Regions from separate parts of the Mus musculus genome. Here region 1 is linked to region 2. Evidence: chromatin loops called from intact Hi-C (ENCODE). Cell type or tissue: heart. All regions are shown on one strand. Links, peaks and the distances in the headings refer to the core of each region. The heading gives the core; the rest is flanking DNA. Region 1 overlaps Gipc1 (GIPC PDZ domain containing family, member 1). Region 2 has its middle 13 kb from the start of Gm51542.

Region 1 (4,387 bases), core at 257-4,256, 120 kb before region 2:
GGACGCCTCAGGGACCTCATGGGAATGAGGATTGAATGAGGTCACAGCCAGTAGTGTGGGCTTGTAAATAGGTATCTCTGTGGGGATTATAGCTGTGCAGTGTGATGCTGGGATGAAACCTGGTCGTCATTAGCACGTGCTCCACCCATGAGCTGCGCCCCAGCATCTGGGCTGTCTCTAGAGTCAGCTCTCTAGCTTCACATCAGCTCTGGGTGCCCAGATGGAATCCACTATACACAGAAAATACTTGGGCAAGGCAGATGGGCTGCTCTATTCCTGTAATCGCATCGACTCTGAGGTCTGAGGCAGGAGGACTGCAAGTTCACGGGTAGCCTGAGCAACTAAGAGATAACTACTCAAAATAAAAAAGTAAGAAGCAGTCTAGGTATGTGGGTCCACATGTACAAAGCCAAAACCAAACCCGGGAGGGAGGGAGAAGTGGTTGATTCGGGGAGAGCCCTGTGCCTATGCTGAACATGGACAGAATCTTTTGTTGTTAGTCTTTAAACAACACAGAGGAGCTAGTTTTCATAGCTTTAAGAGTGTAGAGCTTACTCCAGTGTATGGGAGAAGCTGCAGCTCCGTGGACAGTGCCAGCCAATCAGGGGCGGTGCAAGCCTCAGCAGAATGCAAGTTCAGCACAGCTTGATTCAGGCGGCAGTGTTCTGGAGGTATCCTGGCACCCGTGCTCGGGAGCGGGATTCTCAACAGCTACATGATGCTCAGTGATAGAGCACCTGACCAGCCTGCACCAGACCCCCGGGTTAAGGAACCCTGCTCTGCAAAGCACAACCATGTTAGTTGATGTTGATACCATGTGGTGGTGATGGGTGGCACTCAGAGAATGAAGCCCGGTTCCCTTTCTGCAGGTCTCCCAGCCAGAGTCCCCACTTCTGGCTGCTCATGCCACTGGGACTGGGGCGAAGGAAGAAAGCACCGCCTCTGGTGGAAAATGAGGAGGCGGAGCCAAGCCGGAGTGGGCTGGGTGTTGGGGAGCCTGGGCCCCTGGGTGGGAGCGCAGCAGGAGAATCCCAGATGGGCTTGCCCCCACCTCCTGCTGCCCTCCGGCCTCGCCTCGTGTTCCATACCCAGCTGGCCCACGGCAGCCCCACAGGCCGCATCGAGGGCTTCACTAATGTCAAGGAGCTGTACGGCAAGATCGCTGAGGCCTTCCGACTACCAGCTGCTGAGGTATCAGGACCAAGGTCCCTTAAGAGCAAGCCACAGGCCTGGCCACGTATTCCTATGAGCTAGGGCTCATGTTCCTCGCAGGCCAGCAGCCGCTGAATCTGAGAGGCGTGGCTACCGGAGGATACTGAGTTCTTACCAGGCCTTGAGAGGCTTGTACTCTAGTAGGTGGGGGTTGGGGATGTGTGTTCCCAACAGGCCTTATGAGGCTCGGAGGTTGTATTGCCCATTAGGTCTGAAGTAGCCTGTGTCCTGGTAGGTTGTGGAGGACTGACAGACACGTGGTAGCTGGGTTTCCATAAGGTATTAGGAGGCTTGTGCCCCCAAACACTGGGAGCTGGAGGTCAGGAGCAGCTTCTATTTCTCCATGATGCCCTGGAGGCATGACTCCAAGCTCGAAGCTGAGAAGCCGCAGGGTGGGAGGGCGACAGTGGGGCAGAGATTCAAGTAGAGGCGGGTAGGAAGGCTGGGTGGGAGTCTAGGGTCCATTCACTCCTCAGTAGGTATCAAGTGCTCTCTGTATATCAAGCTAGCTCTGAGTTTTACCACGACAGAAATCCTGCTCGTAGTATGTGGACCTCTCCTTGGCCCTGGGTGTCACCAGTCCCTAGGGTAGGGATGTGTTGGGAAAGAAGACCCAGGGAGGAAGGCATGAGCATCCTGCCCTACCTCTGCAGGTGATGTTCTGCACCCTCAACACCCACAAAGTGGACATGGACAAACTCCTGGGGGGCCAGATCGGCCTGGAAGACTTCATCTTTGCCCATGTGAAGGGGCAGCGCAAAGAGGTGGAAGTGTTCAAGTCGGAGGAGGCTCTGGGGCTCACCATCACCGACAACGGGGCCGGCTACGCCTTCATTAAGGTGCCCGGGTGGGTGGCACACCCTTAGTCAGTGGCCAGGGTCTGTAATGGGACCTAGAGTGGAGCTTCCAGGGTTGATGCCTGCCCCTCCACAGCGCATCAAGGAAGGCAGTGTGATTGACCACATTCAGCTCATCAGCGTGGGGGACATGATTGAAGCCATCAACGGGCAGAGCCTGCTGGGCTGTCGGCATTACGAGGTTGCCAGGCTCCTCAAGGAGCTGCCCCGAGGCCGCACCTTCACCCTCAAACTCACAGAACCTCGAAAGGCCTTTGGTGAGCCATCCTTGCACCCTGGACCACCCACTGGGATGACCTTGAGCTCTTAAGAAATACAGGTGGCAGTCCTGGGAACCACCAGCAGGTGGCGCCCGAGCCTGCAATGCAAAATGGGGACAGCCCCACCCTACCCAAGAACTAAGTGCTGGCTGACAGCCCAGCCTGAAGGAAGTTGTCCCCACACCCGACTTCCAGGAGCCATTAGCCCAGCCAAGTGCCCCCAACCCTGGCCAGCCCCCTCAGCCTGGAGAGGTGAGGCTTGGCTGCTTTGTACAGCTCCTGTGCCCTGCCCCTGTCTCTACCTGGCTTCACTAACTCTCTGGAATGGGCCTGAGGCACCCCTGGTGTGGGTAGAAAGGGCTTATCTGGAATTCAGCAGCTATACTCACGCTTCTCAGCCCTCAATCCTTCAAAGAGAAGCTCCCCTCCATTCTCTCTCCAGCTGCCTTTCTGCATGACCCCCAGCTGCCCCTCACGCTCCATGCAAAGTCCTGCCTTCCTGGAACCCAGCCCCTCTCCCAAGGAGCCTACAGAACCTGGCGATGGCGAGAGGTGGCTGTGTGAAGCCTAGGTACCTGAGTACTGTACTCGCTGTATGCTGAAATTCCCCACTACCTTTACCTCCCACAGATATGATCAGCCAGCGTTCAGCCGGTGGCCACCCTGGTTCAGGCCCACAACTGGGCACTGGCCGAGGGACCCTCCGTCTCCGATCCCGGGGCCCTGCCACCGTGGAGGATCTGGTGAGTGAGCCACCCCTGGCCAGTGACAGCATTCTGATTATGTGAAAGACCCTGGACACCTCTGCTTAAACCTACTCTTCCCAACTTTGAGACCTACCGTGGCCCATCGAGCCTTGGGACTCCTCCCTGTAGAGTAAGAGTCGGTAACTTCTTGTCAGAGCAGACATTAATGATGCAAACAAAAAGCACTGCCAGACATGGGGTTTCAAGCAGGAAGATTCACATTCAAGGGCAGCTCAAACCGTAAGACCTTGTCACCAAGGTCTTAGATGAAAATATATGAAAGCCAGCCCAGGGTGGATACGTACGTATGTAATCCTAGCTACCTGGGAAACTAAGATTTAATGTTCAAAGTTTGGGCAACTTAGAATATGCCTCAATATGAGAATGATCATTTCTGGGTGTTGGGGACTAAAGAGATGGCTTAGCAGTTTAGAGCACGTGTGACTCTTGCAGATCACCCAGGTTCAGTTCCAAGTACCCATAATGGGTGGCTCACAGTCATCTGTTAACTCCAATTCCAGAGGTCCAGTGTTCTGACCTCCACAGGCACCAGGCAGACACTTGTACACATACACATGTGCAACCAAAGCAGTCCTCTACATAAAATAAGTAACGACAAAACCAGGAGCTGGGGATGCAGCTCACTGGTAGAGCTGTTGCTGAGTCCCTGGGAGCCGTCCCCAGCACTTAGGGCATCCAGTGCCTATCACAGTACTGTTGACGTTATTGTGCTGTCTTGTCCCCGCCCTCCACAGCCGTCGGCCTTTGAGGAGAAGGCCATTGAGAAGGTGGATGACTTGCTAGAGAGCTACATGGGGATCAGAGACACGGAGCTGGGTGAGTGGGGCACCCACCCATGCCTGCAAGGTGGGAGTGGGCTTCCAGGTCTCACCCAGGCTGAGTTGAGCCTACACCTCTGCCCATCATGACATCTGTGCCTCCATCTTTTCCAGCTGCCACCATGGTGGAGCTGGGAAAGGACAAAAGGAACCCGGACGAGCTGGCAGAAGCCCTGGATGAGCGGCTCGGTGACTTCGCATTCCCAGATGAATTTGTCTTTGATGTCTGGGGAGCTATCGGGGATGCCAAGGTTGGCCGCTACTAAGACTGGAACTGAACCTGGACCTTGAGATAACCTGGCTTGGCCTGGCTGGGGTTTCCAGGAGGGGTGCCACAGCCGGGACCTGGGCACACAGCCGAGGCTCGTAAATCAGCAGCCTGGGAAAGGCATGGGGTGCAAATGCCCTGTGGTCCTGGCCCCACTCCAATCAGTACCACCACGGTGCCCAGCCTGGTTGGGGTCCCCGGCCAA
Region 2 (4,387 bases), core at 240-4,239:
AAAGGGAGACGAGAGGACAGGGACAGGACTCTGATGGCCAGGCCCGTCACATAGATCATGGTTGACTAATCCAGGCCTGTAGGGTGGCATAAGCCATGGTATGGCACACACCTGTCACTCACCCCAGCTGCTCAGGAGACTGAAGTAGAACAGCACAGCCCCAAGTCTGGCTGAGCTACAGAGCAAGCTCAAGGCCAGTCTGTGCAGTTTCCTAAGGGCCTGAGAATGGAAGCTGTAGGTTCAATCCATAGTGCCATACAGTAAAGAAATAGTTTTATTTTAACATTTGAAGAGCAAGCAAGGTTCTTGAGGACTGGAGTGAGAGCTCCCTGCAGTGAGGGAAGGCTAGAGATGTAGCCGCCTACCCCCGCCACCTTGTGCTTTTTAAACTTCATTTATTCTTTTGAGACAGGGTCTTTTTTTGTTTTTGTTTTTGTTTTTGTTTTGTTTTGTTTTGGTTTGGTTTTGGTTTTTCAAGACAGGGTTTCTCTGTGTAGCCCTGGCTGTCCTGGAACTTACTCTGTAGACCAGGCTGGCCTCGAACTCAGAAATCCGCCTGCCTCTGCCTCCCGAGTGCTGGGATTAAAGGCGTGTGCCACCACGTCCGGCGAGACAGGGTCTTAAAAACTCAGGATAGTCTCATGTAATTCAGAATAGTCCAGATTTACAATGTAGCTAAGGATGGCCCTGACTGCCTGGCCCTCCTGCCTCTCCAACCTCATCTAGCTTCATACATTTTAGAAAATTTGTGGTCAGAGGCAAAGGCCAAAGAGAGTGATGATTAGACTTGTTTGTGAGCCAGGGTCCTTTCTGTGAGTCACATGGCAGCTGAGAGTGGGGTGGTGACCCCACAGGTTTTGGCTCAGTGTAAGGCTTATTCTTCCCCGGGTCAAATTTCTGTCCCGGTGTGTGTGTGTGGGGGGGGTCTTGATACCACCCCTCTCTCAGTTCTGGCTACCCTGACCTCTCTTATAAGAATTCATCAACTGCCCTCTGAGATGGCTCAGTGGGTAAAGCCACTAGCTGCCTAACCTGAAGACTTAAGTTCAATCCCCAGAACCTGCCTGGTAGGAGAGAAGCAACTCCTGCATGGGTCCTCTGACCCCTACATGTGTGCCATAGCATGTGCACTGTCACACGTGTGCATACACAGTAAATAAATAAATAGCACATTGGCTTAAAGACGTCGACTCTGTGATTCAGTCTTGCAAATGACCTGAGTTCAGTTCCTAGCACCCACCTGTAATTCTAGTTTCAGGGCACCTGACACCCCCTTCTGATCTCAGAGGGTACCAGGTATGTGGGGTACAGACACACATGCAGGGAAAACAGTCATACACATAAGATAAATCTGAAAGAGGGAGAGAGCTTTACCTTCAAGCTTGCCTGCCCCAGGGCCTTTGCATTTGCCACACCTAACTGGAAAACCTAATGTAATTCATTCTTTCTCTCTCTCTCTCTCATGTTCATGTGTGTCTAGGTGTGTATGTGTGTCCGTGTGTATTGGTACCTGGAGCTTGGTGTGCTCATGGGGTAGCTCAGAGCTTTTCAACCCTCTGCACAAGCCACACCGCCTGGAGCCGGCTCTGATCTGCGGTCTGGCTCTTCAGTCATGAACGTGTCACTCTATCCCTCTGTTGGCCTTCTCCTCAGTACACTTACTGAATCCAGCAATTGTCTTGTCTTGTCTGGTCCCAGTTGCCCTCCTGAGCTCACCCTCATCCTCATGCCATCAGGAGCTCTGGCCGATTTAAATGCTCTCTTCCCTGTCTCTGACCCCAGACCAGGACAAGCACAGAGGCGCTCGGCAAATGTCTGTTGCATGAATACGCGGACAAATTCTGGCTGAGAAAGCGTCCTTTGCAGGAGAATTTCATAAACGTGAGCTGTTTCTAAAACTACTCCTGGGGATGGGGGAGGGTGCGCCCTGGGCGGGGAGGAGGTGGCTGTGACCCACTTTCGCAGGCGCCGCTCGCACCTCCACTTGGCGGCCCACAGGTGGCGCTCGCTCCCCGCGCTGCAGCAGCAGCCTTACCGGTCACTAGCGGTGTGTCCGGGTGTTTTTGCAGACAGAGGCCTGTAGACACCGCCTGGTTGGGAAGCTTTTTGATCATGTGTGAGGTAGAGATGAAGGTGCCCTCTCTACCTATTTCCTAGCAGTGCGCACACTAGCTAAGTAACCCCCAACTTATGCATGCAAGGACAAACTTACATAGGCCATGGCTGGCTCAGGGATGGAGGCAGGTGCGCATTCACAGTAGCGATGTGTATTGTAGAGAGAAACTGAGGCTCAGGCTAGTGACATGACTTGCTCAGGTTCATAAACCAGGTGAATGGGTGACCTAACATAAAAATACATTTTAGCCTAGTGACCTGAGTCCAAATCCCTGAAACCACGTGAAGGTGGGAGGAGAGAACAGATTCTACAAAGGTGTCTTCTAGCCTCTGCACATGCGCTATGGATCCCTCCACCAGTAATAAATTTAAAAAGGCAGACAGATCTCTGAGTTTGAGCTGGTCTACACAGGAAGTTTCAGGACAGGCAGGGCTATTTGGTGAGACCCCATTTCTAAATAAATAAATAAATAAATAAATAAATAACCGACCAACCATGTAGGCTGGAGTTGGAAGAGTGCTTTTCTAGCCTGCATGCTGCTCTGGGTTGGATCTCTAGCACTGACTAAAACCAGAAATGCTGTTCTCACCTGGCACTCACAAGGTGCAAGTAGAGGATCCTGCTTCATCGCGAATTCAAGTCCATCCCGGGCTACATGAAACCTGTCTCATAAAATAAAATAAAATAAAATAAAATAAAATAAAATAAAATAAAATAAAATAAAACAAAACATACAGCTGAGAGAGCTAGGGGTGTCGCCCAGTGGAAGAATACTTTCTGTGTATGCAGAATATGATCCTTGGTTCAATTTGTGCCCTTCCCCCTCAAAAAGCATTGGAAAACCCTGGCATGGGAGTGGTGCCCAGGCTATAAAATGCCTCTTCCAGGTGGGCGCGGGAGACACAACAGCCTTGAATGTTCCATCTCCCCAGCTCCCACCCCCTCTGGTTCAGCTGCTCTCTGAGGTTCCTGAGTCTCTGCCTCTTGATGTTGGCTCCTTGTTTGAAGGGGATCACTCTGCAGTTTGGAGGATGCTGGGTGGATCCCTGGTCATCGAAGCTGAACCCCTCTGTCTCATGGGCCCCTTGCCTGCTGCTGAACCATGGCTGCCCTGCTCCAAGCCCCACCCCAGGATTTTTCTTGCTTTCCCCAAGGTCAGAGTCCAGAGGGCCTTCCTGGAACCCCACCCCCACAATGTACAGGAGAGAAAATGAGGCACGAGGAGGCCTTAAGGGAAGAATAGCCAGGAAAAGAGAGAGAACGTCTACTGAGCAGACCCACATAGGACTTTGTAAACTGGTGTGTGCCTTTACCTAGTTCAAGGTCAGATTGGGATTCAAGAATGGGAGCCTAGTACCTGATTCAGCTAATAATCTCCGAAGGCTTTTGGAGAGAAACTTGAGAAGCCGCTGGGTCTCTACACCAAGTACCTGTTGTGGCTGGGTGCTGGGCCCGGTGCCCACCCACTAACCTCGCCAGAGATCTCTCCTCGTGGTGTGTTAATCCCTGAACTTCTGGCTTGGGGTTGGGTACACTCAAAGGTTTGGATGTCCAGATGAGGTTATGCCCAGAGTATCTACTCAGGGGTGCCCCTGCCCTTTGCTGTGGTCGTTCAGAAGCCCTCTTTGGGCACAGTGAGCCTGCTACTCTAGCCCAAGCGGGTGGCTGCAGCCGGCTGTGTGTATGTTTGGCATGCCTGTGTGTTTGTCTGCTGCGATGTGTTTACATCAGATTTTTCTGGCCCGAGTGTGTCTGTCTTTGTTTATCCTTCTGCTCTGTCTCCATGAATGCGGAGGAAACTTCTGTTTTCAATTGGAGGCCAGAGAAATATCTTAGTGCGACGTGTGCTCAGATGGATTGGAAGGGATTTCCCACTGGATTCTCTAAGGTTAGAGTAGGGGGAGGATTCTGCCGGAATCCAGGCCAGAGGGAGAAGCTGCCGGAACTGGTCCTTCTGTGTCAGGAAAGAAACTGAGGCACAGGGTGGCCTGAGAAAGGGTAGCCGGAAACAGGGGATGCCTACTATAAACTAGCCACATGTAGAGTGTTCTACTTGCATAAATGCTTCTTGAGCTGGGTGAAGTGGCACACAATGTCATTCTTGCCACTTAGAGGAGGTTTATTATCCAGGATTCTCCAGAGAAACAAAACTGATAGAATAAATCTATAGATATATAAAAGGAGCTTATTAGAGTGACTTACTGGCTGTGGTCTGGCCAGTACAACAATGGCTGACTCCCAACAGAAAGTTCAAGAATCCAATACTTGTCC

Evidence for each region. A loop is a pair of places that touch in the nucleus more often than their neighbours do. Peaks named below come from ENCODE experiments on the same cell type or tissue, not always from the same donor. Only the 100,000 strongest peaks of a DNase experiment are listed, where the experiment ranks them.
Region 1: it touches region 2 in a loop (5-fold over the local background); 4 of 42 quality-filtered maps call a loop at or near these places.

The regions. Positions count from the first base shown.
Region 1 is chr8:83,660,090-83,664,476 of GRCm38, forward strand. It overlaps Gipc1 (GIPC PDZ domain containing family, member 1), which reads left to right. Exons shown (of 7, transcript NM_018771.3): 2 at 870-1,191; 3 at 1,866-2,051; 4 at 2,146-2,326; 5 at 2,960-3,072; 6 at 3,831-3,912; 7 at 4,029-4,387. The coding sequence starts at 904. The coding sequence ends at 4,180. Among named protein-coding and RNA genes, the nearest start is that of Ptger1, 4.4 kb to the right of the region's middle. In heart, for the core only: no CTCF peak of the experiment used is centred there; DNase peaks (open chromatin) are centred at 1,112, 1,392, 2,382 and 4,132; H3K4me3 peaks cover 1,341 bases; H3K27ac peaks cover 2,390 bases.
Region 2 is chr8:83,781,376-83,785,762 of GRCm38, forward strand. No RefSeq gene overlaps it. Among named protein-coding and RNA genes, the nearest start is that of Gm51542, 13 kb to the left of the region's middle. In heart, for the core only: no CTCF peak of the experiment used is centred there; a DNase peak (open chromatin) is centred at 1,986; H3K27me3 peaks cover 587 bases.